Regions from separate parts of the Homo sapiens genome. Here all the other regions are linked to region 1. A link is a loop called in an ENCODE intact Hi-C map of the cell type or tissue named here. Cell type or tissue: right lobe of liver. All regions are shown on one strand. Links, peaks and the distances in the headings refer to the core of each region. The heading gives the core; the rest is flanking DNA. Region 1 overlaps MAOA (monoamine oxidase A). Region 2 has its middle 96 kb from the start of MAOA. Region 3 has its middle 170 kb from the start of PINCR.

Evidence for each region. A loop is a pair of places that touch in the nucleus more often than their neighbours do. Peaks named below come from ENCODE experiments on the same cell type or tissue, not always from the same donor. Only the 100,000 strongest peaks of a DNase experiment are listed, where the experiment ranks them.
Region 2: a loop joins it to region 1, with 4 times the contacts of the local background. A loop is called at or near these places in 100 of 110 quality-filtered maps.
Region 3: it touches region 1 in a loop (5-fold over the local background); 22 of 110 quality-filtered maps call a loop at or near these places.

Annotation. Positions count from the first base shown.
Region 1 is chrX:43,745,781-43,756,490 of GRCh38, forward strand. MAOA (monoamine oxidase A) reads left to right here. Exons shown (of 15, transcript NM_000240.4): 15 at 1-1,037. Among named protein-coding and RNA genes, the nearest start is that of MAOA, 95 kb to the left of the region's middle. In right lobe of liver, for the core only: a CTCF peak has its summit at 4,810 (motif pointing left); a DNase peak (open chromatin) is centred at 4,761; H3K27ac peaks cover 1,523 bases; H3K27me3 peaks cover 664 bases.
Region 2 is chrX:43,554,693-43,565,402 of GRCh38, forward strand. No RefSeq gene overlaps it. Among named protein-coding and RNA genes, the nearest start is that of MAOA, 96 kb to the right of the region's middle. In right lobe of liver, for the core only: CTCF peaks have their summits at 3,334 (motif pointing left) and 5,153 (motif pointing right); DNase peaks (open chromatin) are centred at 3,309 and 9,405; H3K27ac peaks cover 337 bases; H3K27me3 peaks cover 489 bases.
Region 3 is chrX:43,344,551-43,355,260 of GRCh38, forward strand. No RefSeq gene overlaps it. Among named protein-coding and RNA genes, the nearest start is that of PINCR, 170 kb to the left of the region's middle. In right lobe of liver, for the core only: a CTCF peak has its summit at 5,030 (motif pointing right); a DNase peak (open chromatin) is centred at 5,061.

The DNA of each region.
Region 1 (10,710 bases), core at 1,024-9,023:
AAGCCCTTTCCAAAGGTTTCAACTGTAAAATACTTCTTTTTACAATGTATCAACATATTTTTATTTAAGGGGAATTAACAATTGCCAGGGAAACCAGCCAACCCAAGTTTATTATATCATTAACCTTATCATAAATTCAAACCTAAGTTGCTGGACCCTGGTGTGAGGACATAAATCTTCCAAAGTTTTGCCTATCCTAAGAGCTGCATTTTTCTACTGCTCTTTACCTTGCATTTTAGCTAATTTAGGAGTTTTGAGAATGTATTGGATACGCTCCAGTACATAAGGAGTTGCCGCATATTATATCAGACTGCTTTGAGAAATCTCATCCCTAGTCTATTGCAGTTGTTTCTATTAGCTTACTGATTAACTCAGTCCTGACACACCTTTTGGGAAATGCTGATTTAAACTTCTTAACTGGCAACAGTTGGAACAGTAATCAGTTTGCTAACATATTTAAAGTCTTGAATGTTGAAGAACTCATGTGATTTACCCTTTTCAACTTTTTGGAAAACGATTTAATTTATTCTAATTAGATTAACCCTATTAATCTATGGATTGGGTATCAAAATGAATGCCAGTCCAGATGTGCCTAGACACGAAATTGGAGCTGAGGACTCTCACGATATGCAAGTTCATCCAACGTGAAGATACCATAAGCTTTTTCTCTGAACCAGAGAAATGAAAGTCAGTTTAAGAGGCTGATAGATCTTGGCCCTGTTAAGGCATCCACTTCACAGTTCTGAAGGCTGAGTCAGCCCCACTCCACAGTTAGGCCAAGAATTAGATTTTAAAACTTCATCTGTCTGTCCCAGTTAACTGTTAAATAAGGCCTCATCCTCCACTGAAGAGTATGGATTGAAGGATTGTGAACTATGTTTAGTGTGATTGTGAACTTGGTGCCTAATGTTCCATGTCTGAAGTTTGCCCCAGTGCTACACGTTGGAGTATACCTATGTGTGTGCTTTGCCACTGAAGTAAGATTTTGCCTGTATGGTACTGTTTTGTTTGTTAATAAAGTGCACTGCCACCCCCAATGCAGACTCGACTCCTGTATTTAGTTGATGGCTCTATGCAGAAAGTTCAATGGCTTCTTATAGCAGGAGGTCACAATGAGGCATTGTCCATGGAGGATAGGCTTAGGAAATTGTTTAATACCGACTGCAAATTCTCAAAGTTGAGTTTGACTCTCATGTGTTATTGAGGTTTTCTGGGAACTGATTAAACACTGAAATACTGTAGCCTGCCTAACTGGGCCACAGATGTGGATTCTGGTCCAAGTTTTCTCACCTAGTAGCTTATGATAACTTGAGCAAGTCACTTTGGTTCTCTCGGTCTCCACATCTGGAAAAGGTTGGGTTGCATTAGATGACTTCTGAGCATTCTTTTCACGGCAGCATAATGTGATCTATGCATTTTGTTGCCAGCACTGTAACTGTTTTTGCCTATTGGTATGCCAGGGGCAAAAAAATCAGTCTTTCTGTACCCTGGTTTACTCCTTGTCCTAGATTGGGTTCCCTGGAAACAGACTCTAAGATACAGAGTCAGGGCAAAAAGTTTATTGAAGACAATCCTCAGGAAATACACCTAAGAGGGTGAGGAAGGTAGGATTGGGCAGGAGAGTCGACCTACAATGCAGTTGCAACTACAGGTTCTAATGAGGAGCTAGGAAGACCCTTCAGAAGTATCCCTCATTGAGACAAGGAGGTCTGGACTCTGTGACCCTTCATCAGCCTCCCCCTGAGAGAGGGTGTTACCTTGAGTAAGGCAGGTTCAAGGACAATTTCTAGTGAGGAACTGTAGCTGGGATCTTCGACCAGCCTGTATTCCCTGCAGATCCAGGGTGGAGCACTGCATTATCTACTTTATTCTCATAGAAAGTTGCCTTGTCATGTAAAAGACATTGTGGACTTGAGCTTTGGCTTTATAGATAGAATGGAGCTCTCGCTGTGAACCTATCCCTGTTAGGTAAGGGAACTTCCTTTAGAGGGTTGTATTTCTGCACTATTCTTTACATGGAAGAAAAAAAAATCAGAATTGGAAGGAACCCTGGAAATAATTCAATCTCTGTCTCAATGAATGAGCCCCATCTACAGAAAACTAACAGAAAGATCAAAGGGAAAAATAAGCATTTCTAAAGAGGAGTCCTAAATTCAATGTCTTCAGGAGTTGGGCAGCTAAAAACGAACAGCAGCAGACATAAGACATTTGGGAATACTGAGGACTGGCTGACCTAGGAAGTATGTGCCCTTCTAAAGAGCATTTATATTCAAATTCCTTGAAAAGATTGCTGATCAATTAAAACACATTTGGGGTGGGTGCAGTGGCTCACACCTCTAATCCCAGCACTTTGGGAGGCCGAGGCAGGTGGATTATTTGAGGTAAGGAGTTCAAGACCAGCCTGACCAACATGGTGAAATCCTGTCTCTACTAAAAATACAAAAATTAGCCCAGCGTGGTGGTGCATGCCTGTAATCCCAACTACTTGGGAGGCTGAGACAGGAGAATCACTTGAACCTGGGAGGCAGAGGTTGCAGTGAGCCGAGATCGCGCCATTGCACTCCAGCCTGGATGACAAGAGCAAAACTCTGTCTCAAAAAATAAAAGGCCGGGCACGGTGGCTCACGCCTGTAATCCCAGCACTTTGGGAGGCCAAGGCGGGCGGATCACGAGGTCAAGAGATCGAGACCATCCTGGCCAACATGGTGAAACCCCGTCTCTACTAAAAATACAAAAATTAGCTGGGCGTGGTGGCAAGTGCCTGTAGTCCCAGCTATTCAGGAAGCTGAGGCAGGAGAATCGCTTGAACTAGGGAGGCGGAGGTTGCAGTGAGCCAAGATCGTGCCACTGCACTCCAGCCCTGGTGACGGAGTGAGACTCTGTCTCAAAAAAAATAAAAAAATAAAAATAAATAAAATAAATAAAAATAAAATAAAATAAAAAATAAAACACATTTGAAGGCTTGGTTCACATGTCCAAGTTGTCTTCAAGTCCTTGATAAAGAAGTGCAAGGTTTGGTTTTGCATCACTTAAATGATGTATTTTCCATCACTTACAAGTTCTTTTTGGATGTCTGATTTTCTGAGAAATAAGCACAAAGATCAGCAACCACTTTGTAAAACTACCTGGAGTGAGTAGGAGAGGCCTGGGTTGGAATGGCAAAAAAGAAAAACAAAGACAGAAAAAAGTCTTCTTAGACCAGAAATCTCCCTTAAGAAATTACCCTTCCCCAGCCCAGCATACCGTGGCAGTGTTTATCTCCTGCTATGTGAATGTCACGATTGACGAGAGCAGTGTCAGACTTTATTGGAAAAACCACATATTTGCAGTGAGATAGAAATCACCGCTCTTCTATTAACATTTATTCTGTGCTATGATATAATTTCAGCAAACAGGACATCAACATTGAGTGTATTAATTTTTTCAAACTATACTCCTTGCTTTACACTGAGGTGGTGGTAAATGTGCAAGGCATGCCCCTTAGCCTAAGGAAGCTGACTGAGACATTAGAGGAAGAGGATGAAAACAAAGGAAGGTACTAGGTAATAGTAACAGTTCTCTTTCCTCTATCAGAGCCCAGGGCTTGGCTCTCTTCCTTGATCAAGGCCATTCTTTTCAGAGTTTGAAGGCAAAAGCAGGTCTCAAAGTGACAGTAGATGTGAACTGGTTGTCTCAGCCTGGAGCCAAGTTTCTGAAAAGCAGCTTTGGAAGCCTCATGTGAAAAAGCTGGCTTGAGGAAACTTGCCATTCATTCAAGGTGGGCTGTGGGCCCTTCAAGTAAGACCTCCCCTTAATGCACGTGTGATCCATCAAAGGCTACTATTTATTTACACTCCAAACAGTAACACCTCAATGGGAACCAGGTTTTCCTATTAATGGGCCTCATATATTTTCCACAAACCACCGAGGTCTATGGGTGAAATAGAGTGGAGGAAAGAGGTGTGGGTGTGTGCTGGGGGATGGGGAGGTAGGGACAGGGAAAGAGACGAAGATTGGCGGGGGTGGGGTGCTTAAAGGTCCACAGAGTAGTGCAGTAATGAGAATCTTGATGGATTGATATAGGGCACCCCTGCACCTTGTGTCATTTACTTTTTACATGCCCCTAGATAAGTACTGTGGCTTGAAGTACCTGTCTTACAGAATTGATGGGAAAACAGAGATAATGCAGGTAACGGCTTAATGCAGCAAGCACTCAGTAGGCATCAGCTCTTCTCCATCAACCTTTTAGAATAGCAGAAAGGAAGCACTGCTTAAGTTTTGCGAGCAGTTATTACCTTGAATTTCTTACAATCATTCAACACCTACTTATTGAGCACCTACTATGTGGTAGGTAGGCACCATGCTGTGATTCAGCAGTGTACAAGACACAGCCCACCTCATGGAGCACACAGTTGATTGTAGATACTGTGGAACACATTAATTGTGGCTCTGGTCAGTGCTATTACAGAAAAGCATGAGGTGCTAGGAATGCAGGGGAAGCACGATTTAAGAGGAAGTTACCAGAATCCTCAGGCCTCCATAAGCATCACTGTGTGGCAAGAGACTAAGGACACCACATAGTGAGACAGGAAGTAAAAAATAGAAATGGCATGACTAAATGGTAAAGAAAACCACATCTGCAACTAATAAGTGCTGACTGTTAAGTCCTATTTGTCCCATTGACCGTAGTTCACCCCATCAGTCTTTTACTGTTCCCCTGTCTGCCCAGCCCTTCTCTGCACTTGGAGCTCTTTAACGACTGTGATTGACTATCTTCCAGCACCTGTGCTAGGGGGCGGCCCCAATTTGTTTTAAAAGAGTGCCATCTTCTGGCCAATTAGTGTTGTTTCCTTCTAGTGGAAATCCTAAAGTATTCAAGACAGCCTCGCTCTTGGGGAAACTAAGAAGCGTCACCTCCACCCAGAATTTCCTCCAACACATTTGCCTGCACTCTCTTACTTTGTTTTCAGTTGTGACATGGATCAATATTGATATCTAATATTTGCAGCCTTTCCTCTGCCCTAATCTCTCAGGAAGGTTTTTTGTTAGAACTTCTTGGTTTTTCAGCCTCTGTTGTGTGCATCTGGGTAATGGGTGAAAAGAACATCGATGGGAGATGAGACAGGTGGAATTGCTTTCACCTTAGAAAGGGCAGGGAAGTAATCTGGGGAAAGCAGGAGAAGGGAGCTGGGGAGAGGAGAAAGTTTCAGAAAGGCAACTTGGGGCTGTGGAGGAGTGCAGCTGGACAGAAGAAGGGGTTTTCTCTTTCGATTTTATTTTAAGTTCTGGGATACATGTGCAGAACATGAAGGTTTGTTGCATAGATATACATGTGCCATGGTGGTTTGCTGCACCTATCAACCCGTCATCTAGGTCTTAAGCCCTGCATGCATTAGGTATTTGTCCTAATGCTCTCCGTCCTCTTGCCCCCTCAGGCCCTGGTGTGTGATGTTCCTCTCCCTGTGTCCATGTGTTCTCATTGTTCAACTCCCACTTATGAGTGAGAACATGCAGTGTTTGGTTTTCTGTTCCTGCGTTAGTTTGCTGAGAATGATGGGAGAAGAAGGGGCTTTCAAAAGCTGTTTTGACAACCTAAGGAGATGGAAGGAAAGAAGGAAAGAAGGAAGGAAGGAAGCTTCCTAAGTTTGGCTAGGAGTTTTGTGGTATAGTAAATATTTACATTACTTTTAAGATTTGGGCGTCAAAATTGTGTTTCTTTTAGGCACTGTATAGTGCTTGGACCACCTTAGAGGTCCTCAGAGCACCCTAGATTATTTGGGGCTGTACAAATTCAGAAAACATACACCTAATAGTGGCTGGCATCTGGAATGGTACATAAGTGTCCCGTGGGTTCACTATATGGGATTTCAGTGGAACTAAACCTTGGCAACTCTGTCTTCAGCAAGATCAACATCTAAGCTGGTAAACTGTGTACCCCATGCCAGACATACACTAAATATGTAATACATCTGGCAGTGAATTAGGTTTACATTAAGAAAATGAGCAAAGGAGGTCTGTTTGCCTGGTGTCGTGTATTCATCTGGCTACTATAGACTATTCTATCACATCAACTAGCAAACATGGAAGATGCAGGTATGAGGTCCCTAGATGAGTCCAATGAGGCAGCTGGTATTAGATGGGCCTTATATTTAGACTGTGTAGAGCTGGCTGGAGGATACATCTGAAAGGTAAGTCCACTGAGAGATGGGGCCAGTTCAGACAGGCCAAAGGGAGTGAGGGTAAGTCAGCTTCTCCCTCAAGCAGCCTGACCACCTTTGCTATATCAGCCATTTTAATTTTGTTGGCTGTATTAATGTCCTATTGCCCCTGTAGCAAAATGGCACAAGCTTAGTAGCTTAAAACAACACAAGCTTATTATTTTACAGTTCTGGAAGTCAAAAGTTCAAAATGAGTCTTACAGGGCTAAAATCAAGGTGTTAGCAGGAATGGTTCCTTCTGGAAGCTCCAAGGGAGAACTCATTCCTTGCCTCTTTCTGTTTCCAAAGGCTGCTAGCATTCCTTGGCTTGTGGCTGCATCACTCCAATCTCTTGTTTCCATGGATGCACCATCTCCTCCTCACTTTGAGCCTCCTGCCTCCCTCTTAAGAGAACCTTTGTGAGTACATTGGGCCCATGAGGATTATCTCCCTATTTTATAATCCTTAATCACATCTGCAAAGTCCCTTTGCCATGTAAGGTAACATATTCATTTGCCCCAGAGTTAGGACGTGAACATCTTCAGCCAGGCTATTGTCTAGCCTACCATATGGGCCTCAATATTTTTGAAAACCAAGAGTTAAATGCCACAATTGGTCTGTCCTTAAATCCCTGCTGTTCCAGGCACCTGAATTTGGAGCAGCAAGTAGAACTTTTAATGATTTAAAACCACATGGCTCTGCCCTGCTTCCACCAATGCCTACCCTCTTCCCTATCACACACACACCCCAATATAGCTTCTATCCAGCTTTGTCTTCTACAAAGCCTGAAAAGGCTTGCATCTGGGATCCTGAGAAGCAAATGTATTTGTCTTACATAAGCACGAAACTAGATTCCAAGTTTGTACCTTTAATAAACGACAGAAGAGAAATTTCTATTCTTTAACCCCAATAACTGAATTTCTTTCAGACTCTGCACACAACTGAATACTGGACTTTCACATGAACCTGCTCAGGCATCCCTTTAGATGGCCAAGCCCCAAAGCAAGAGTATCCTACCAGGCACTTGCCAACCATTGACTTCCCAAAAGATCATCAGAAAACATGTCAATCAAGAAAAGCTAAGTTTATCAGACACATTGCATAAGGAAGAACATCGCATTGACAGTCTTACTAGTGTCTCAAAGTGGAAAAATTGGGGGAGGGTTCACAGGGTTTTCAATTTGGGGGTTGTTTTTAAGGCAGATCTTGCAAGGCAAAAAACTGGTTGGAATTGGAAAAGTTTATGATAGAGTAGTTGTGGATTGGTAGGCAAAGTAAAGTGGTGTCTTAAAGCAAGTCTTGATGAGCAAGCTGTTAGTCTTGATAAATAATCTATTTGTGTTACTTCAAAGCTTTGTATTCCAGGAGCAAGTATTTCCTGGGACAAGTAGCCAAGTTATTTTGACTGGTTCAGTATTGTTTAGCTTAGGGACAGGAAAGTCTGTTGGTTTCAGCTTCCTACCTTTAACACACAACTAGGAATACTTATTATTTCTAAAGGCACGTTCTGATTTCTTAGCCCTAAGAACTGTCTTTAGAAACAGATACTTTGTTAAGTCACCCTGTTTTGTAGGAAAGCGTAAATGTTAAAAGCTCAGGTTTCTGGAGCTGGCTAGGCCTGGGTTTGAATCTTGGTATTGAACATGCATTTTCTTATCTGTTAAATGGAGCTAGCTGTTCAGTTGTTCTGAGCATTCAATAGGATCACATAAGTGAAGTTGTTACAGTACTAACAATAAATGATAGCTTTAAAGAAATAAAGGATCTCTTTGTGGTCTACTATGATTCCTACTTCAAAAATACATCTCAAATTACTTTTCTCCACTAGTAACTCCTCTCTGATTAGTCATCTCTTGCTAAAATGCCCTGGTTTCCCTTTTACTACACCACCCGAGCAGCCCAAGTAGATCTTTTAAAACTGCAAATCTGATCCTGTCAGTCCAGACTCAAGCCCTTTCAATAGCTGCTCAATGAACTTTGGATATGACGCACTGTGGCTCCCAAGGCCTTGCATGCTCTTTTTTCTGCCTGTTTCCCTACCCTCGTCTCTGGTCACTCCACTCTCCCTCAGAACCTTCCAGCCATCTCGTTCTCATAAATCCTCAGATATATCCAGTTCTTTTCTGTCTTGGTTCCCTCTCCATGGAAGGTTATTTTCTCCATTCTTCAGTTGGCTAAATCCTTTAGGTTATTTCCCAAGGGATGAAATAGCACTTCCTCAGAGATGCATTTCCTGAGAAACCCCCCGGACAATTAATTCTCCATTATAATCTCTTATCACTGCTTTAAAAAAATTATTTTCCATAAGTGATTCGGGTACAGGTGGTATTTGGTTACATGAGTAAGTTCTTTAGTGGAGACTTGTGAGATCCTGATGCACCCATCACTCGAGCAGTATACACTGCACACTATTTGTTGTCTTTTATCCCTCGCCTCCCTCCCGCTCTTCCCCGCCAAGTCCCCAAAGTCCATTGTATCATTCTTATGCCTTTGTGTCCTCATAGCTTAGCTCTCACATATCAGGGAGAACATATGATGTTTGGTTTTCCATTCCTGAGTTACTTCACAAAAGAAGATATACAAATGGCCAACAAACATATGAAAGAATGCTCTTATCACTGCTTTTGTTTTCCCTCCATAAAGATTCACAATTACATATTTTTTGAAATGCTTGTTTAATGTCTCCCCAAATGACAGACCCCACCACGAATGGGTTGTATCTATGTAGAGATCTGGAGGCCATCAGTTCTCCAGTCAGAGGAATAGGAACTTGGGTGGCCACAGCCCCTAAGCTACTAGCTTCCATGCATTCAGTAACTGTATCCATTTACCCAGTGTGCCAAAACAAATGCAATCATTTTTTTTCTGTGTAATGTGATGTGAAAAAGGTTGGCAAGCACTGCCTTATGCCACTATTTTTGGTATAGATAGAGAGATAAGCAAGTAGCCATCAAGGATCCAGGTTTTACTACGAAACATCACTTGCATGAGAAAAAGTAAAACCCACTGTCATTTCCCAGGACCACAATTTCATATGGTGCCCAGTATCATAATGGTAATGACATACCTTCAAACATATCCAACTACAAATTCAAGTTTTCTGCTCTTTAATTATTTCACTTCCATTGTAACATGCCCTCAAAAGAATGAATTTAAATGAGCCAATTAGTAACCGAAGGTCAGTCTGGAAGAAATAATTGACAGAACCAGTCCTCAGATCTCACCAGGGCTCTTGGATTTAAACTGGAATCCAAGAGAGAAGCATTTATTCATTATTTATTTCATCCGATCATTTATGACAAGCCTGGCCTCTCAGGGAAGCTGGATATCTGGCTGAAATGCAAAATTAACAAATTAAAATTAACAAGCACAGAAAACAAAAACAAAAAAAATCCAGTCTCTCTCCAGCTTACTCCAAGGGCTAGGACTGACACCGGGTGTACCCAGGAAGGGTGCTCTTGGCTTCTCAGAGTTGGGCTAACCTTCTCCCCACCCCCACACATGAATCCATGGTAAAAATTTCCAGTTAGGTAAAGACAGAAGACAGTATTGGGATAATGTAAGCGTCGTTTGGCATCAGGTGGGTGCTTTTGAGCACTCAGCAGATCACATCCTTCACGGATCGGCATTGAGGGAAATGAGGGTTCTGCACAGCAGTCCCTCTGAGACAGGGAGAAGGGGCCCATGTATGGCACAATGCCCTCTCCTGGGACAGGGACAGACTCAGTATGGTGGGGTGGCCAGGGTGAGCAAAGGGAAACGACAGCCTTAGTGGTCAGGAAACAGTTAGCGGAGAAGATGGGCTTGCCGCACAAGGACTTAGCCATCCTCAGTCTGGGTTTCAGGCAAACAGGTCCAGGGTGTCTTTGTGGGGATGGGTTGGCAGAGGATAATAGCAGGAAATCTAGGAAACACACACTTTTAGGCTCAGACAGGAGAGCCCTACACATAAGGAGCAGAGGATAAGGAATTGCTAATGGCTACTGGGCATGGAGCCTTGGTCCTGTACCCTGAGGCAGACCCATCTCTGTGAGAGGATGGGATCTGAGATCTAGTCCGAGGCCTGTGGTCTGCACTGGGCACCTTAACTACCCTGTTTTCATCACAGATCCCTTTGGGGCAGGGATATGGCTGGCACCCAGGTGCTGCTGATGTCTTGCTCCCTGGTTGAATATGACTTTTTGCACGCCTGCTGAATACTGGGCCCTTGAATCCACCTGGATTAGCCTCTGCAGAACCTTGATTGAATAATCTGCCAGCAACACTGGGACCCTGCTGCTCTTCCCTGCCCGCCTATCTGGGTCACCCTACTAAGCTGTGCATATGGCGTTTTTGGCACTGCCAGCCTGGATGGGTTGGGGTGGAGAAAGAGCCTCACTGGACCCGGGTGACTCTCCTCTCCTTGGCTTCTCAAAGAAGGAAATCCTGGAGCTGAGTGGCTAAAGACAAAATGTAGAAATTCTCCAGGCTGACAACAGGGTAGGACACCTAAGGCAGAGGAAGTAGCACTTCCCGCAGGTACAAGCCCCAGGGA
Region 2 (10,710 bases), core at 1,566-9,565, 190 kb before region 1:
CCTGTGAGTGGAGATACTAACTAACAAAGCCTTGTAAGTGAAGAACTGTAACTTGGAGACCAAGGCAAATGTGAGATAATCTGTAATATGGGTAAAAGGAGATTCTAGCACCATATCAAAGAGAGCACCTCAGCTATCACAGGTCACTTAATAGAAACAGAATTGAATTGCATGGTAAAGGAAATCAAAATATTTTACCCCAAAATATATTTCTTTGACAAATTTTGAAATCGCTGTCATAGAGCCAGAAGATTGAGATGGAAGAAATTTGTATCTGTAGAGAATCTCTACTAAAGCAGCCAGGCCTTCCCTTTCTAGGCTTTTCCTGGATCTGGAAGAAGTCTACTAAAAGTCTGATAACTTTAAAAGTCTGAAAAGAAACACTTACAATTTATTCCCTCTGAGGGCTACTACCTATGAGGCTTCATCTATATAACAAGACTACTTTTGCTAGCCAAACCTCTTCCTTTCTCACTCCCATGACCTGTCTTGCCACGAAAACCTGATTTACCAACATATCTGTTTTGGGCCATGCTCTGAGCCTGCATTCTTTCTATTGCCTCGAGATAATAGATAAACTTCTGTACTCTGTTGGGGGGTTGGATCTTCCTTCTGAAGGATCCCATGTATACATGTTAAATAAATTTGTATGCCTTTTCTCCTATTAATCAATCTGCCTCATGTCCATGATTTTTCAGTGAGGGCCTTGGCCCCCACAAGGGCAAGACAAGTAGAACCCTTTGGAGTTCCAAGCAATTTCTTTGCTTTTCTCCTCCTCAGGGTGCAGCAAGGTGGACCCTTAGGATTGTAGGATTGGCTAAACCACTATTCTTGTGCTTGTTACAAAGAAGAAAACCTAGAGAGAGAGGGGCTAAACTCTCTGCTAATATGAATCTAAGAAGACAAGAGGGCTGGGTGGAGTGGCTCATGCCTGTAATCCTAGCACTTTGGGAGGCCAAGGCAGGTGGATTGTTTGAGCCCAGGAGTTCGAGACCAGTCTGGACAACATGGCAAAATCCTGTCTCTACAAAAAATATTAAATACCAAAAATTATCCGGGTGTGGTGGCATGTGCCTGTAGTCATAGCTGTTCAGGAGGCTGAGGTGGGAGGATCACCTGAGCCTGGGAGATCAGGGCTGCAGTGAGCCATGATTGTGACACTGCACTGCAGCTTGAGTGACAGAGTGAGACCTTGTCTCAAAAAAAAAAAAAAAAAGAAGAAGAAGAAGAAGGACAAGAGCAGCTTGGGGCATTGTACTTGGGGGGGCATTATTTTTTTTCCCTGAATCTAATGTGATCAGAAAATGTTGATTTGTAAAGCTATGTTTTGAACACCCCAACAAGAACTCCTAAGGGAAAATTACTCTAATTTGTTTTTGTATGATCTGTCTTGATTCCTGGGGATTTCATTTGAATATGGACTTGTACAAATCACAATCATCAGTAATATTTCTCTGAATCTTTTTCCCATGCCTGCTAAAGTAAGATCTTCGGGTTGGGGTGGAGGGAGAGGAAAGGACAGAGGCACTATTTCTAGGAGTCTCCAAGGGACACCTTGCCTGAGCCCACAGAAATATTTCTTTTTGCCACTCCATGGCATTAGCCATTTCTTTTTTCTGCTGTGTTTCCCTGTAGCTGAGATGTCAGGCCACCCATGCCCTCAAGAGGCAATGTCCTTCAGTTTATAACAACTCTGTCATCATAGGTGAGAGCCTTGGCACTGCCACGGGTGAGATAACATAACAGGGCAACTCACTGGGTTATTTAGAGCCTTTGTTCTACCATATCTGGGCTATGTTTTCCTCAGAAGCAGAGACAATTCCTCTTTCCTCATCTTGGCATTTTAAATGCTACTCCAAAACAAAGCTGCACTGTTTTAGATCCTGAGTAAAAGCATTTCAATGCAGCTATTCTGCCAGTTTTTTCCTGTAGTTTTCTCACCCCAGGACTTCAGCGTCAGTCAGTGGGGATTAGATTGGAGAACTGGCTGAGCAGTAGGACATGTTAATACTCAAAATCATCCCAACCCCGATTAACATGGGCATTGTTATTAGGAAGGACAGTTGAGACAATCCACTTTGTTTGGAGGAGTTATTTCCCAAGAGACTTCTTGATCTTTCATCGAAGGGGAAACCTGGTGACCCCTAGCTCCACTGAGCAGAGGCAAGAAGCTCACAGACAGACTCTTGCTACCCATGCAGAGATCATATTGCCCCATGTTTAGTGAAACACAGTGACTGGACAATGGGGGTGAAAAGTGAGGAGTGAGCACTCCGAAGCTTGAAGGCAGGGGTCAGGTGTCTCTACTTCTCTCTAGTATTTAGACCACACCCTCTTATATCTGTTATCCGCCTGGTGCTAATCTGTTGTGAGCACAAAAGATAAGAAGCAGAGAGACAAGGCAATGTCTTCTTTCCAAGTGAAGGTATATTGTGAGCATAGGTACTAACGGGAAGGTGGCAAATACGCTGGAAAATACCCTGACACATACAGCATTAGCACACAGGTATTTTTTGTTGGATGCTGTAAAATTCAGAGAAAGTTTGCCAAGAGGCAGAGTGAAAAAAAAAATTGGGTTATTATTTTAGAAACTGATTTTGAAAGAAGGAAGATTAAAAAAAGAAAAAAAGCCTTCTTACTAGAAGATACAGCTGACCTCAGAAATAAGCAGATGCGCCTCCACCACCAGGAGACAGTTTTAGAAAGGATTCCCCCTTGTTAGCTCAAGTTTATTCTTATCCCTAAGCACAAACTCCCTAGGGGATTTGGACACAGGCTGATTGCAGAATTCCATATGTTGAGAGCCAGAGTAGCATAATAGCAGGGAATACAGACTTTGAAAGCAACCTGCCTGTGTTGAAAGACCTTAGATGTGACATTTAACTAGCTGTGTGCTAGTGAGCAACTGACTTAACCTCTCTATGTCTCAGTTATCCCTTTTTGATAGATGAGGTGAGGACGCCTGCCTTACATAACTGCAGTAAGAATCACGTGGCTATATGTCAAAAGCGCTTAGCTCAGTTCTCTGCACATAATCATTCGAAAGATGTTGGCTTTAACATTTTGTTACCATCTAATTTTAAGATTGACACAGTAGAAATCAGAAATCTAATATGTATGCAGATATTTAGACTCAGGGCTCAACTTGCTTTAAAACTTTGTTCTAAAGAATATAATTTACTTAAGTATATTTGAATTTTTACAAGTTATTTGCACAAATGTGCAGAAATCCAATTGTATTACCAAACATGATTAAGACCCACCATCTTGAATCACGGAAAACACGTTTCCGGCAAAGCTGGGCTCTGAGATTATGGTACAGTGCTGACATCTGGTGGCAGCAAGCCCTGAAACATGAAATTGAAGTTCTCTCACTAAAAGGAAATAGGTAAACACCCATAAATAAGCCTTCATAAAGGAAATAGGTAAACACCCATAATAAGTTTTCATTGGGCGGATAGGTTTTAGAACTCCTTCAAACTCTAAAATATAAATGAGTCTTAGAATTTTTATAGATAAGAAACTCCAAATGACTAATAAACATACTAAAGATGCTTATCTCCCCTAAAAACCAAAGAAATGAAAACTGAAGCAATTAGATACCATTATACCATTTTTATCCAACAGACTGAGAAATAGTAAAAAGACTGATAATACTAATTGGAGATGAGTATGGAAAAATTGGGACTTTCAAACACTGCTGTCCAAATTTGAAGTGCTATTTTGCTGTACCAATAGACATTTAGCAGAATCTGGTAAAAGTGATGATGTGCATGGCCTGTAGCTCAGCAATTCTAGTTCAGGGTATGTATTCCAGACCCCAGGAAAAGCCTGTGCTCAAAGAAATGTGGTAAGGATACAAATAATACATGGCAGCATTATTTGTAACAGCAAAAAAAAAAAAAACCTGGAAACATCCTAAATGTTCAGCAATAGGATGATGGCTAATATGTCACATGCACATACTTAAAAGGATAAAACAGTAAAATGAAATGCACTAGAACCACATGCATCAACATGGATAAATCTTGAAAACAACAGTGAGACATGGAAACTTCAGAATGTCACATAGAGTATGCTATTTATTGAATATAAAAACACAAGAGAATACTATATATTGTTTTGGAAAACTAAACATATAATATAAAAATATAAAATGGGAAGAAACCCATCAACTTCAGGGTAGTGATTACCTTTAGGGAGGGAGGAGGGAGAATAGGATTGGGAAGGGGAATAAAGGAAGTTTAACTATAACTGCAATTTCAGTTATTAAAATTTCTTAATCTCTCTAACATTTTTATACCATTTATTTTTTGCTATTTATTGTATCCTTCAATATTTTCTGCACATTTATATACATACAATGGAATATTACTCAGCTATAAAAAGGAATGAAATTCTGATACATGCTACAACATTGATGAATCTTGAGGACATTATACTAAGTGAAATAAGCCAGTCATAAAAGGACAAATATTGTATAATCCCACTTCTATATAGTACCTAGAATAGGCAAATTCATAAAGACAGAAAGTAGAATAGAGTTTACTGGAGCTGGGGGTAGGAAGAATGAGGAGTTATTGTTTAATGGGTAGAGATTTTCTGTTTAGGATGATAAGGAAGTTCTAGAGATGGATGGTGGCAATGGTTGCACAACAATGTGAATGTACTTAATGCTACTGAATTACACACTTAAAAATAGTTACAATGGCTTTATGTTTATATATATATATATAACCACACATAAAAAAATTAAAAACCTATAAGTCAGTTCCTGCCCTTTGGGCAACCACTCCAAGCATGGCAGAGAAGTAGGATATCTCCATATCTGTGCTGGCAGTTGTACAGAAGTTGGTGGAGAGGCAAAGAGGTGGCTGTCGCTGGCATTTCTTTTTTTTTTTTTTTTTTTTTGAATTAGAGCTGTAGTAAGAGGATGAAACCAAAGTTTAGGTTTCGGCATCTAAAGACTAGAAAAATTGTATTTTATTGCTTCTTGAAATGCTAGCTTTTGCTGCCCTCTAACCAACAGGAGACCAGGGCCAGCTGAGCCTTCTTGTCTTTGAGTAAGGTCTGCTTCTTTCACTCCCCCTGGGCCCACCTCCCCTGGGGAGGTGTGACTTGATTCAATTTCCTGAGAATCTGGGGTGTAGTGAAAGGATGCCAGAAGGTGGCAGCAAAAGACCACCTCGTGGAAAAGACCTTCTGCTTTCTTCTCTTCACTCTCCTGGGCATCTGGCAGAAGTTGGCTTTGATTGCCAGGGTCCCCACCTCAATTCAAGATGAAGCCTAGTGTAGTAACACCATGCCTGGGGCCAAGAGAGACACACCAAGCACAAGGTAATCAAGAGGCAATAATTCAAGAAAGGGTGCTTCCAAAGGCAAGGGAAGGATAGGAAAAGATATAGGTGAACCTGGCCAGTTAAACTCAATGAAACTTCCTATGTTTGGGGCTCTGTGGACCCAAAGCTGGGTAAAGCAATCTCTTTCCTTGAGACATAGTCTAGTAAGAGAGATTAAATATATGCGCTTACATGAGGAAAAACAAAAGATCAAGGCCCAAGGTTTTTGGAATGAGCCCACGTTGGGTATTTTCCTTTCCCCTCCAGATCTACTTTTTCTACCCTTTTCCTTACCTCTCCCTGTCCAGAGATGCTGATCTGTATAGATTGGAAGCCAGAAGATAAAGGCACCTGTGAAAATGTTGGCAAGATGACAAGGAAATAGGTAAATGTGCTCAGGCTTTTATTCCCAGGACTCCCTCCTGTGATGTTGCCTTGGCCTGGCCCTGTTGCGGAAGATCTGTTCCTCTCAATGGGCCTGCTCTACAGGATTCTCTCTCATTCTAGTTTCCAGCAACCTTTCCTTCCCCTCATCTCTTCTAGCCTAGTGGTAGTAGTAGCTGCTTCTAGTCTTGGGTTCCTGCACTCTCTTGTAGTCCTCTTCACCCCACCTATGCTTTAATTAAACCCTTTGTAAATAAACCCTCCTTAAATGATCCTAATTCGTGTATGCCATCTGTTTCCTGTTGGGATCCTGCCTGACACAACACCTGGCTAAATTATATTCATCCTCTACAACTAAGCTCATATAAAACAAGGAATAGCAAGGAGTGGTTTACATGAAGGCTGTGGCATGTTTTCACAGAGGACTATGAGTAATTCAGTACCACCAGAAAATAAGTTATAAGACTAGACGTGGCAGTTCAGTTAAAGGTGACAAGGAGTTAATATGAGACACGAGGTTCTCTTGATCTGGCACCTAGCATCTTAAACTTATGTCTGAGGAATAAAGGCAGTTCTTAAAGGGCACCGATTAGTTAAGTGGTTTAGAATCTTGAATATAATTTCTACCCAACATAGAGATTTAAGACAGTAGTTAAGGCATAAAGTTAGCAACATGGAAACCAGTTAGGAAAAATTTACCACAACCTAAAGACATGGCAATTTGAACCAGATTTTTTTTTTTTAAGTTTTAAGTTCAGGGGTACATATGCACAATGTGCAGGTTTGTTACATAGGTAAATATGTGTCATGGGGTTTGTTGTACACATTATTTCATCAGCCAGGTATTAAGCCTAGTATCCATTAGTTATTTTTCCTGATACTCTTCCTCCTCCCACCTTCCATCCTCCAATAGGCCCCAGTGTGTGTAGTTCCCCTCTATGTGTCCATGTTGAACCAGATTCACGGTACTTGGAATGCATATGATAAATATTTAGAAGGTAAAACATCAATAGACCTGGATATTCAAATATTAGGGATGTCAAGGAATAAAATAAAACCACCAGAGGTTTAAAAATTACAAAATTGGGTGCTATGGTTTGAATGTTTCCTCTAAAACTCATGTTGAAATTTAACTGTCATTGCAACAGTATTAAAAGATAGGACCTTTAAGAGGTAAGACCTTTGGCTGGGTGCGGTGGATCACACCTGTAATCCTAGGACTTTGGGAGGCTGAGGCAGGCGGATCACCTGAGGTCGGGAGTTCAGGACCAGGCTGACCAACATGGAGAAATCCCGTTTCTACTAAAAAAATACAAAATTAGCCAGGCATAGTGGTGCATGCCTGTAATCCCAGCTACTCAGGAGGCTGAGGCAGGAGAATCTCTTGAACCCGAGAGGCAGAGGTTGCGGTGAGCCAAGATTGCACCATTGCACTCCAGCATGGGCAACAAGAGTGAAACTCCATCTCAAAAAAAAGAGGTAAGACCTTTAAGAGGTGATTAGGTCATGAGGACTTTTTCCTCATGAATAGATTAATGCCATTATCACAGGGGTGGACTAGTTAGCCCAAGAGTTTGGCCCTCTTTTTCTCGCTGTACCTTGTGCACTCTCACCTTCTCTCACCATGTGATGCCTTCCACCATGGGATGATGCAACATGAAGGATTTCACCACAGGCGGACCCTGAATCTTGGACTTCCCAGCCTCCAGAACCATGAGCCAAATTTATTTTGTTTATAAATTGTCCAGTCTCAGGTATTCTGTTCTAGTAACACAAAATGGACTAAGACATTTAGTCGATTAACTTCCTAGGCAAAGGAAAGCATGCCTTTGAAGAAATGCACTGATTTCTTCACTGAGAGAAAAAAATAGTTTTTAAATACCAGGCAGCAGGTTTCATAGTGGTTATACTAATTGAGGATTAAAAACTAGCACTCTGGCTAACATAGAATGAATCCATAGGTCTGACAAGGTTGGTTTACTCAATTCCTATTATTCATTGGTGAGGAAAGCATCATCAGTTAGGTCCAGTCAGTGTTTGGCTTACCAGGGGCACTCAAACAGTGTGGTTTTAGTTTTTTGAAAACAAAAATACTTCATCTGTTTACAGACAGTTGCAATGACGCACAACATTTAGTTTTGGTATTTCTTAGGCAAGTGTTGCTGTACTTAAAACATCTTCCTTTGGTAATGAGGGCACTGGGGAGGAGGACATGGGGGAAGGGAAGGTGATGAAAGCATTGAAGATCCTCTCAGGTTACTGCCTTACATGATGAATTGGATAAGAATACCATTGACTGTGGTCCTGAATACCAAAAAAAAAAAAAAAAGGGGGGGGGGTTATGGGTAGGCAGGTGATGAGAAAAAAAATCAGACATCTTGGCCATAGTGAATTTGAAATACCAGTGGGATAGACAAGTCTGCAATACAGAGGCTCTAAAGAAAGGCTTGAGATACAGCTCTGGCAGCCAGCATTGCTCAAGAGGAGCATGAAGAAAGGCAGTGAGCGAAGAAAGGCAGTGGGCAAAGAAAGATTGTGATGGTTAATTTTACATGTCAACTTGGCTGGGCAAACAATGCCGGGATATTCAGTCAGACATTATTCTGGATGTTTCTCTGAAGGTGTTTTTGGATGAGATTAACATTTAAATTGGTGGACTTTCCCTCCATAATGTGAGTGTGCCTCATCCAATCAGCTGAAGGCCTGAATTGAAGAAAAGACCAACTCCCCCCAAGCAAAGAGGAATCTGGCCAGCCGATGGTCTTCTGACTTGAACTGCAACATCAGCTCTTCCCTGGGTTTCCAGTCTGAAGGAATTCAGACCTGAACTGTAGATTTTGGACTTGCCAGCCTCCATAATCACATGAGTCTATTCCTTAAGTGGCTCTACATACACACACATCCTACTGGTTCTGTTTCTCTGAAGAACCCTGACTAACACAGACATCTATCCCTCAGCCTTTTGCTATTTACATTAAAGTAGGAAAGTAACTATTTTCGGGTGGAATGAAAACATCTTTCCTTTCCTGAAAGGAATAGAGATCCTTGACAGCAGGAAATACATATTAGTCAAGCTTATACCACCCATCCCTAACCCTGCCCCTCATCCAGGATATGGAGAACCAGTTTTCTGTTGCTCATAATTTTAACTCTAGTGATACTGACACTAGATAATGACTCTGGTGATAGGACTATTAAGTCTCCTCCTGACTGGCCATCAGACTTCTTCTGAGGGAAAAAAAGAGACCCTATCTCTAAAGGGATTGATGAAAGAAAATAGGGCCAGCTTCTCCATATCTTGTTCCTGCAAAGGTAAGGCATAGTTTTGGGCACTGTCCTCTTGAGGAGAAGTTTTAGCATCTCCAGACTCATTCTGTTTCATAAGGCTAACAAGAAACCCTGAGTGGGCATCTGCTTGAGAATCACTGACCTAGGGTACTTCTTTTCAAACTCTAACATGCATATGAATCACTTGGGGACCCTGTTACAAAGCAGATTCTGATTCAGCAAGTCCTGAGTAGGGCCTGAGCATCTACATTTCTAGGAACCTCCTGAGTTATGCCTATTCTGTCAATTCATGGTCCCCAGTTTAGTAGCAAAGTCCTAAAGAGCAGGAAGTTACAAATGCCCAACTGACTTCTTTACAAAAATCAGGATAGCTTTTTGAAGAATTAGGCAACAGGCTTCACGTGGCCCAGTGGAGAGCTCTGAGTAATAACTGTTCTCTTGATAGTTGTCTTCTGTGCGCACATTTATTTTGGGGGACCTTACAGATAAGAGTAACTTGTTAAGGACTAGTCTCTTGTCCATCAGAAGTGAGAAGGGGAGATAAGGTATGTCAGCAATTCCTCATGTGTCTTGTCTTCGTGAAGTTTTTTCTCTTTTTTATTTTTCCAAGACTGAGTCTTGCTCTGTCACCCAGGCTGGAGTGCAGTGGCGCAATCTCGGCTCACTGCAACCTTTGCCTCCCAGGTTCAAGCAATTCTCCTGCCTCAGCCTCCTGAGTAGCTGGGATTACAGGCACCCACGACCATGCCTGGCTAATTTTTGTATTTTTAGTAGAGATGGGGTTTCACCACGTTGGCCAGGCTGGTCTCGAACACCTGACCTCGTGATCCGCCAGCCTCAGCCTCCCAAAGTGCTGGGATTACAGGCGTGAGCCACCGCGCCAAGCCCTGAAGTAATTTTTATAGGTTTAAAACTATATACACAGAGGCCTGGCTATTATGTGCTTGGCCTCACCCTCTTTGACCAGCACTAGATATTGCTCTCAATCAGGGTCTCTGCCGGTTTAAACAAACTGATTGTGAAAAGTTACAGTTAGCAAGTAGCATTTGTAATGAATTCCCCTCCTCCTGGTTCAACATCTAAATGTAAACATACCTCTATTATTTTCCATCAGTACTGTCACTGACAGGAATAGAACCCCACAACCATTATCCCATTACATTTATTTTTCTTGCTAATGAGTTTGCACTAGCAGCAACGGTCTACCCAGGATCCAACTTATGTCCCTGGTTCCACTAATACCAGATCCAACTTCCATTATGTGTGAAGTCACCTTTCCAAGCTACAGGCTTGCTTACTGCCTGTGGGATGTTGGGAACTTAGGAGACTGGATGTTTTGAACCTACCTCCAGTGAAATGTTCTATTGGGATGGATATGATTTGACGCACTGTGGAACGTGCTCCAGGAGAGGGATCCACTTACCTGAAACTCCACATTTTTATGAAGAAGTAGAGAGGAGAGAGGGAATATCCAACCAGTCTTGTAAACATCAATTAAAATTCCTTGAGCTCACAGAGTCAGAAAAATATCTTTCTGATAGGAGGAACATGCCATTCTCAAACATCAGGCAGGCAGGGAAGTTTGCACACCCATGCCAGAACCAGCTAGGGAAACAGCATTTCCTAAGCTACCTATGGTACAGGGGAGGGGAGCTACTTACAGTGGATGAGTGGGTGGCTGGGGGGTGGGTGTGCAAAG
Region 3 (10,710 bases), core at 1,169-9,168, 400 kb before region 1:
CCATCTTTATGTGCATATGTACCCTTTCTTTACCTCCCATTTATAAGTGAGAATGTGCACTATTTGATTTTCTGTTTCTGAGTTACTTCACTTAGAATAATGGCCTCCAGCTGCATCCATGTTGCTGCAAAGAACATGATTTTATTATTGTTATGGCTGCATAGTATTCTGTGGTACGTATATACAACATTTACTTTATCCAATACACCATTGATGGACACTTTGTTTGATCCCATGATTTTGCTATAGTGAATAGTGCTGTGATGAACATACAAGTGCAGGTTTCATTTAGATATGACTATTTCTTTTCCTTTTGGTAGCTGCTCAGTTGTGGAATTGCTGAGTCAAATGGTAGTTCTATTTTTAATTCTTTTTTTTTTTTTTCTGAGACAGAGTTTCACTCTGTTGCCCAGGCTGGAGTGCAGTGGTGTGATCTTGACTCCTGGGTTCAAGTGATTCTCCTGCCTCAGCCTCCCGAGTAGCTGGGACTACAGGCACCTGCCACCATGCCGAGCTAATTTTTTTAATTTTTAGTAGAGACAAGAATTCATTATGTTGGCTAGGCTTGTCTCAAACTCCTGACCTCAAGTGATCCACCTGCCTCAGCCTCCCAAAGTGCTGCAATTATAGGCGTGAGCCACCGCACCCAGTCTGTTTTTAATTCTTTGAGAAATATCCCTACTGTTGTTCATAGAGGTTGAACTAATTTATATTCCCACCAACATTGTATAAGCATTCCTTTCTGTCCACATCTTCACTCACATGTCTTATTTTGTGACTTACTAATAATAGCCATTCTGACTGGTGTGAGATGATATCTCATTGTGGTTTTAATTTTCATTTCTCTAATGATTAGTGATGCTGAACATGTTTTCATTATTTGTTGGCTGCTTGTCTGACTTCTTTTGAGAAGTGTCTGTGTCCTTGGCCTACTTTTTAATGGGGCTACTTGTTTTCTCTTGTTGATTTGTTTAAGTTACTTACAGATCTGGGTGTTAGTCCTTTGTCAGATGCATAGATTGCAAATATTTTCTCCCATTCTGAAGGTTGTCTGTTTACTCTGGCGATAGTTTCTTTGGCTGTGCAGAAGCTCTTTAATTTAATTAAGTCCCAATTGTCAAGTTTTATTTTGTTGCATTTGCTTTCAAGGTCTTAGTCATAAATTCTTCAGGCCAATATCCAGAATTGTTTTTCTTAGTTTTTTTCCTTATATTTTTATCACTTAAGGTCTTACATTTAATTCTTTAATCCATCTTAAGTTAGTTTTTGTGTCGGGGTCCAGTTTCATTCTTCTGCATATAGTTAGCCAGCTTTCCCAACACCATTTATTGAATAAGATGTTCTTTCCCCACTGTTTATTTTTCTTGACTTCGTCAAGCATTAGTTGGTTATAAGTGTGTGGATTTATTTCTAGTTTCTCTATTCTATGCCATTGATCTATGTGTTTATTTTTGTATTAGCAGCATGCTGTTTTGGTTACTATATCCTTGTATTATAGCTTGAAGTGGGGTAACATGATGGCTTTGGCTTGGTTCCTTTTGCTTAGGACTGCTTTGGCTATTCAGGTTCTTTTTTGTTCCATATGAATTTTAGAATTTTTACTTCTAGTTCTGTGAAAAATAATGTTGGTAATTTGATAGGAATTGTGTTGAATCTGTAGATTGCTTTAGGAAGTATGGTCATTTTATCAATATTAATTCTTTCAATCTGTGGGCATTGAATGTTTTTCCATTTGTTTGTATCATCTATTGTTTCTTTCATCACTGTTTTGTAGTCCTCCTGGTAGGGATCTTTCAACTCCTTTGTTAAATGTATTCCTAGGGGTTATTTTGTGTGTGATTATTGTAAATCAGATTTAGTTCTTTATTCGATTATCAGCTTGAATGTTATTGGTGTATAAAAATGCTACTGATTTTTGTATCTTCATTTTGTATCCTGAAATTTTACTGAAGTCATTTATCAGGTCCAGGAGTCATTCAGATGAATCTTTAGGGTTTTGTAGGCATAGGATTATATTGTCAGTGAACACAGATAATTTGACTTCTTCTTTTGTAATTTAGATGCCTTTTATTTTTTTCTCTTGCCTGATTGCTCTTGCTAGAACTTCTAGTATTATGTTGAATAGGAGTGGTAAGAGTGGACGTCCTCATCTTGTTCCAGTTCTTAGGAAGAATGTTGTTAACTTTTATCCATTTGGCATGAATGTTGGCTGTGGGTTTGTCATATATGGCTCTTATTATTTTGAGATATGTTCCTTTGATGCATAGTTTATTGAGGGTTTTTATCATAAAGGGATGTTAGATTTTTATCAAATGCTTTCCAGGAATTTATCCATTTCCTCTAGGTTTTCTAGAGTGTGTGCACAGAGATATTTATAGTAGTCTCTGAGGATCATTTTGTAATTCTCTGGTATCAGTTGTAATGTCAACTTTGTCATTTCTGATTTTGCTTATTTGAATCTTTTCTCTTTTTTTCCTTGATTAATCTAGCTAGTGGTCTATCGATCTTGTTTATCCTTTGAAAGAACTCACTTCTCCTTTTATTGGTCCTTTGTATGTGATTTTGTTCTGAATTTCACTTAGTTCTGCTCTGATTTTTATTACTTCTTTACTTGTGTTAGCTTTGAGATTGTTTGCTCCTGTATTTCTACTTTAGTGTGACATTAAGTTAATTTGAGATCTTTCTGTATTTTTGATGTAGGCATTTAGCACTGTAACCTTTCCTTTTAACATTACTTTTGCTATATTCCAGAGGTTTTGGTAGGTTGTGTCTCTATTTTCATTTATTTCCATTTTTTAAATTCCCAGCTTAACTTTATTTTTTACCCATTTTATTCAGGAACTAATTGTTTAGTTTCCATGTACTTATGTGGTTTTGAGAGTTCCTCTTGGTATTGATTTCTAATTTTATTCCACTGTGGTCCAAGAAGATGCTTGATATGATTTTGATTTTTCAAATTTATTGAGACTTGCTTTATGAGCAAGCATGTGGCCAATTTTCAAGAATATTTCATGCACAGGTGAGAAAAATGTATACTCTGTGATTGTTAGGTATTCTCTAGATGTATATTAGGTCCATTTGGTCAAGAGTCCAACTTAAGTCCCAATTTTCTTCGTTAGTTTTTTGCCTTGATTTGTCTAGTGCTGTCAGTGGAGTGTTGAATTCCCCCAATATTATTGTATGACTATCTCTTTTATTAGGTGTAGTAGTATTTGTTATATAAATCTAGATGCTTCATGTTGGGTGTACATGTATTTTGTATAGTTAAATCTTCTTGTTGCACCCTTTATCTTTATATAATGACCTTTTTTGTCTTTTTTTTTTTTTTAACTCTTGTGGTTTAAAGTCTGTTTTTTCTGATACAATAGTGACCCCTGCTCTTTTTTGTTTTCCATTTGCATGATAGATCTTTCTCCATCTCTTTACTTTGAGCCTGTGGGAGTCATTACATGTGAGATGGGTCTTGAAGGCAGCAGAAGGTTGGATCCTGTTTTTGATACAATTTGCCAGTCTATATCTTTAAAATGATGCGTTTAGGCCATTTATGTTCAAGGTTAATATTGATATATGAGGTTTTGCTCCTGTCATACTGTTTTTAGGTAGTTGCTTTGTAGTCTCAATTATGTAATTGCTATATGAGTTCTGTAAACTTTGTATTTATGTGTGTTTTTATGGTAGCAAGTACCATTCTTTCATTTCCACGTTTAAAACTCCTTTGAGCATTTATTGTAGGGCTATTCTGGTGGTGATAAATTCCCTTAGTGTTTTCTTGTCTGGGAAACACTTCATTTCTTCTTCACATATGAAGCTTAGTTTGTCAGGATATGAAATTCTTGGCTGGTATTTTTTTTTTCTTTAAGAAGGCTAAAAATCGGCCCCCAATGTCTTCTAGCTTGTGTGGTTTCTCCAGAGAAGTCTGATGTTAGTCTGATAGGATTTTATTTATAGATAGTTTTGCCCTTTTCTCTAGTAGCCTTTAACATTTTTCCTTTTGCCTTGATCTTGGATGCTGTGTTAACTAAATGTCATGGGAATGGTTGTCTTGTATAGTATCTCACAGGTTTTCTCTGAATTTTTTGTATCTAGATATCAACTTCTCTAACAAGATCAGGGAAATTTTCCTGAATTTTTCCTGAAATTTCCCTCAAACATGTTTTCCAAGTTGCTTACTTTTACTTTTTCTCTCTCAGGAATGCCAATCAGTCATAGGTTTGGTTGCTTTACATAATTCCACATTTCTTAAATACTTTGTTCATTTTTTAAAATTATTTTTTATTTATTTTTGTCTGACTGTGTTAATTCAAACAACCAGTCTTCAAGCTCTGACATTCTTTCTTCTGCTCAGTCTAGTCTATTATTAAAGCTTCCAACTTATGTTTTGAAATTCCCTTAGAGAATGTTTGAATTCCAGAATTTCTATTTGTTTTTTTCTAAATCTAGCTGTCTCATCTTTCACACCCTTAATAATTTGTCTGGTTTCTTTGCATTGTATTTCAACATACTCTTGGATCTCGTTGAGTTTCCTTGCAATCCGTATTTTGAATTCTTTGTCTGTTATTTCAGACTTTTCCATTTTTTAGAATCCTTTGCTAGAGACCTAGTGTGATTTTTTGGAGGTGTCAAGACACTCTGGCTTTTTGTACTGCCAGAGGTGTTTCACTGATTCCTTCTCATCTGAGGGAGCTGTTGCATCTTATATTTGAAATTGCTATTGTTTGAAGGAGACTTTTTTTATTTTTTATTCTTTTTTTCCTTGAGGGTATTACTGTGACATATGTTATGTGTGATCATTTGGCTTTGTTTCTGGGTGCTTGCAAGGGGCCAAGGCTCTGTATGGGTTCCTTGGTTGTGGGTAGCTTCTGTGTGATGGCTTTCTCAGATGCTGCTTGTTACAGTGATGTACTGGATGTATGAGCCAACATACTATCTCCTGTGGGATGAGGGTCCATAGGTCTCAGGAAGCTTATCTTATGGACTAACACTAAGCCTTTCTGGCAGCAGGTTTTCTATTTGGTGGTGCAGTTCAGACTGCAGTCCAGTAGGTGGCACTTAAGAGTAAGAGCTTGCCCCACTTTAGGTAGGCTGGCGAGGAGTGGAAGCACTCACCCTGATGGGGAGGTGGCAAGAAGACTAAAGTATACTGAGGTTTCAGGGAAAATGGGGGTGAACCAGCTTCTCATCCTGAGCCACCAGGAATGCAATCTTATTCCCTATCATGCCTGGCACAGGACCCATGACCTTCAGTTCATATACACTTTGTCCTTTGGTTCCCAGCTACAATGCATCTATGGACCATGGATATACCTCTCTGACTGCTACCACCAAAATGGGCTCAGGGCAGAGCCTCTTCCCTGGATCTAGGGAAGGTAACTCTGCATCTTGTCTGTCTTCCATTGCTGAGACACTACTGCTCTGTGTGTGGGGTGGGGGTGGGGAGTTGGGCCCCACCCTTCATTCAAGCTTAAGTGGTCAGGCTCACTTTCAGCAGAGGTGGAGCTGCCACAAAAAGCACAACAAATGCTTTCTCTGAGTGCATACCTGCCAGGTCCCAGTAGGAAGAACCATTTCTGCATCTGCAACAGTGGACGGGGGTGGGAAATGACCCCCTCTTCACGTCTGTTCCTGGCTGTCGGTGTTGTCCCCTTCAGCAATTGTTGCCACACTGTAAAAAGTAAAGTAGAGGTTCCTCTTCAAAGACTTTCCTCCCCATTTAATTAAAAATAAATAGTAACTTCTCTTAGAAGCAAAACGTATTCAAAGACCTGTGCTAACATTCAATATCTGCTAGCCGTAATAAAGAAATCAATGTACTTTATGTTCTTAGCTCCCACAATTTAGCCTAAATATTTGCCCTGGCATGCTTATACTGGTTCAAGCAACCATTAGGTCATAGCCTGTTCCTCTTCCTTATTTGAAGGCGTTTTTACCTTTCTTAGCATTCCACAAGTTACTTCTTCCTTCCTTCGTTCTCCTCTGCCTTTGCTTCTTTTAAAAAGTTCTAAGTTGGTAGCCAATCAGGACAAATACAGAATGTGAGGTCCTGTTCCAGCCAATGGAAACCAGACACAGCAGTAGGGTGGACGCGTCAGGTTATAAATGACCCTGTCTCCTTTGTTCGGTGTACCCTCATGGCAAAACTGCTGTCGAGTGTACCCTTTCTGCAGAAAGTATAAAAATGGCCTTGCTGAGGGAATTAAATTTATGTTCAAGTGCTATTTCTTTACGGCACCAGGGGACAAGCATTTCAAATACATACCCACATTTCTTTGGCCCAAGGGGGCCTTTAGCAGGCTACCCTCCTTCTACCTTAGGGGCAACCTGAATAGAGGGTTAGATCTCCAGAGGCCCTGCAGCTCCCTGGGGATCTGCTAGTCCCCTGTACTTGCCAAAGTCAGAGTGCATTGTGGGGTACATTTGCAGGGAATCTGGTGGTGTGGTGACTTAAGAGCAGAGAATTCATCGGGCAAAACAGTGACCCATGACAGATGCACAACCAGTATGCTGCCCACCATCTCAGTTCGGGTCTGAGAGGAGTGTGGGCACACCTGCATGAGGTGGTCACCTAGTTCTCTGTCCATGGGAAGTTGCTACCACTAGTATTGCCCTGGGTCACGAGGGCAGAGGGGCTCCCCAACTATTTGACAGTCAGCAGATTGTCACAGGGACGAGGGCAGCAGATAAGAACATGCACCTACTCTTTCCATGGGACTCAGAGTTCCTTGAGGGTCCACCTCTGGCAGACTCTTGCTGCTTTCCTTTTCTGGATTCTAGCTTCTTTCCATGGTCACTTTGACAGACTCTCTTCCCTCAGTTTTCCATTCAGAACATGTCCATTCACCATTAACTTTGATCTTCTTTCTGAGGAAAACTGGCATCTGATGCCCCTAGTCACTCATCTTGGCTGGGTGGTGTGGGGGGAGCCTCCTAATTGTAAATCTTTTTGCCTTTTGGTTCCAATTGCTAGGAAATTTCCATGACTGAAAGTTCCAGTTTTTAAATTAAATTTCCTATTTTTAATCATATTTATAATTTCTGATAACTCATTCTTAATCTCTGACGATAAAAATTTAATTCCTCTGCTCTCTGCATTTCCTCTCTGTTTTTGTCTCTTTTTCATGTTGATGGCTATCCCCAACCATCTGATAATCATTGGCGGGCCATTCGTATTTAAAACTGAAGTAACAATGAGTTGATTGGAAGCTCTTTGACCATAAGTGGGCCTTGTTCATGAATGGACTTCACAATTAAATAATCAAATGGCCAGACAGATTTTTCACTGAAAACCCCAAAATGTCAGTATTTATGGATCTTCTTTCTAGAGAAGTTTAGTCTTATCAGCAAATAATCTTCCAATCACCTGCCTGTGGTATCTGAGGCTGCCTGCCTTTGTTGTGGTGTTGAGTAAAAGTAGGGGATTGGAGTTTTACCTTTACTATACAGACTCTCACTCAGTGCCCTTTTATGCTCTGGCATTTCACTCCTGTTCTCCCTTATGTGTTAGCAAATTCCAGATTCTGGGATAGCCAATTCCAGAATCTCCTTGGTTCAAGTAACCCAGAAAATATATCACCTGTGCTTTGTGGGAGTGGGGAAGGACAGGAGTGATGACATAAAAAATCTCACCATTCTTGCTGATATTCCCCTGCCTGACTCCTACTGGCGGTGCTGTCTAGTGCCTCCATTTTCTAGCCTGTTCAGAGCAATTCAAGGTGAACTGGCTATATGTCACTAGTTTGCTAAATTATTTACCATTTCTCCATCCTTTTTCCATCTGTATTGTGGTTTGAGGTTAAAAAGTTCTTCTAGTTTTATTGAAGGTGAAATTTGTGTTTCTCTTTTGTTTCATCCTTGTGTTCAGAGATGGTTTTCAAAAGAAGAGTGTGGAAATTACTTTGCTCCATCATGTTAAAACCATATGTACCTCCTAATTTTATAAATACAGAAACCGAGACCATAGAAGATGAAATGATTTTCCTTCTATTTGTCCCATTGCTGCCATAGCCCGATTGGAAGCAAGTTATTTAATTATTAACCCTGTGCTTTTGTCAGCACACTACACTAAAATAGGTTCCATAAGGTGACACTAAAGTATTGCTTTCTTTTCTGATTAAATATATAGTACATATTCATCCACTGAAACCACTCTTGGCAAAGTCACAAATGATCTCCATGTTGCCAAATCTAATAGTCAATTATTAGTCCTCATCTGTTTAACTCATCAGTGGCATTTACAATATTGATGACTCCTTCCTCCTTGAAACACCTTTGTTCATTTAGCCTTCAGAACACTATTCTTAAATTTTCTTTTAACCTCACTGCTTCCTCCTTTTCTATCCTTTGGCTCTTCCTCATTTATCAAACCTCCAAACATTGAAGTGTACCAGAGCTCTATTTTCTTGTCATTATTTTCCTCCATCTGCTCTCATTCCTTAGGTAATCTGATTTGTCCCATTGCTTTAGATATTGTGATACTTCTACTTTTATACATCAACTTGAGCAGATTGCGGATGCCCAGACATCAGGTTAAACATTATTTCTAGATATGTCTATGAGAATGTTTCTAAATAAGATTAACATTTGAGTTGGTGAACTAAGTAGATGGTTCTCCCTAATGTGTGTAGGCATCACCCAGTCCACTGAAGGTCAGAATAGAGTAAAGGTGGAGAAAGAAACAAATTGCCCCTGCCCTTTTGCCTTACTGCTTCAGCTGGTACATCTCATCTCATCTTTTCCTACCTTCAGACTGGGATTTACATCATTGGCTCCCCTGGTTCTCAGGCCTTTATACTTGGTCTGAATTATACCACTAACTTTCCTGGGTCTCCAGCTTGCAGATGGCAGATCATGGGAATTCTCAACCTTCATAATTGTATGTGAGACAATTCCTTATAACAAAACATATGTGTGTGTGTGTGTGTGTGTGTGTGTGTGTGTGTGTGTGTGTGTATCCTATTAGTTCTGTTTATCTGGAGAACACTGACTAATACAAATATCATATATATACTTACAACTTCTAAAAGCCTGTCTTCAACCTCAATTTATTCACTGAATTTTAGACTTGTATATTCAACTAACTTAATATTGCTGTTCATTATAGTGACTAACCTCAACTTGCCTTTGGTGATTGAGTTCTGCCTCTTGGCTTTGCCAGTCTGGGATCCAATTACTCCTATTTCATTTAGGTTTTCTAATTGAGTGACTATGGTTCCCACTGTAAGTTCTGGCCTACACAGAAGAGTGATCATGGAGCTCTTCAAGATTGCTGGAGCTCCTCTTACAAATTTAGTCATCAATGTATTAGTGAAAAGTATGCTGCCTGGACTCTTCTGATATAAGTCTCAAATAAAAAATCCACTTTAACAGTCCAGTATCCCCAGCCTTTGTATTCCTTTCTCTGCATTAAACCAAGAAAGATTGGGCTTTTGTGTGTGTGTGTGTGTGTGTGTGTGTGTGTGTGTGTGTGTGTTTTTGAGACAGAGTTTCGCTCTTGTTGCCCAGGCTGGAGCGCAATGGCGTGACCTCAGCTCATCACAACCTCCACCTCCTGGGTTCAAGCTATGTCTCCTGCCTCAATCTGCCGAGTAGCTGGGATTATAGGCATACACCACGATGCCCTGCTAATTTTTTGTGTGTATTTTTAATAGAGACAGGGTTTCTCCATGTTGGTCAGGCTGGTCTCGAACTCCCGACCTCAGGTGATCCGCCTGCCTTGGCCTCCCAAAGTGCTGAGATTACAGATGTGAGCCACCACACCTGGCCAAGATTGGGCATTTCTAATTCACTTGTGGTGGGCCATCTTTTGGTTCATATTTTAGCCAACTAACCAAATAATTAAAGTCCTTTCTAACTCCCCAATCTGTAACATTAAATGCAGAATTCCTGATTATGGAGCCCATATCAATAAATTCAGCCTGATCTAACATTATGTTCCTTCCAGCATTATCCCATATCCTGAATATCCTTTCCCACACATATTCCCTGGATTTCTACTTGTATAAATTAGAGAAATCAAGAAGTTATTTTGGAATATAGTGCATCTCCTCATGGGTCACACTTTGACTTTAAAAGTCTTCTGTAACTTGAATCTAGTTATAGGTCTAAACACAAAGAGGGGTGGTGGAGGTAAGTCATGAGGAGAATCTGAATTGTCTTGCATGGGAACTGCCTCAGTGGAGGCCATTAAAATTTCCTAAGGCAATGCAGGCTTAATCTACTCAGACAGAAATGAAAAGGGTGACACTACTGTGAACTGGGAGGACAATTCCACTGGGGATTGGGAGGCTGCTTCCACTGGATGTGGAGAAAGCTCTTCTACTGGCAAAGAAGCCTTATCAGAATATAGGGGCTCAAAGTCCCCAGCTTTATCAGGGTCTTCTCAGACATCTTCATTCCAACTTACAGGATCCCATTCTTTACCATTCAATGCCCTCACTTTAACAGTAGATATCCTGCGAGGCTGGGAGTTAAATTTGCATTGTAATTCAGCCAATCTCAGGATGAAGTCCTGCATTTTATTTCCAGCAATTTCAGCCCTGCAGCTACAGGAGATCAGGTTCTCCCTTGGGGCATACCTAAAAGCTCTTAAGTAATTTATGTAGTGCTTGAGGTGGGAATTTTAATCCCTGAGCTCATTCTTTTATTTCACCACTTTGTCTAACAACATTAGGAGCAACCAACCAATGCCATTATATTCCTTATTTTTCCAAATAT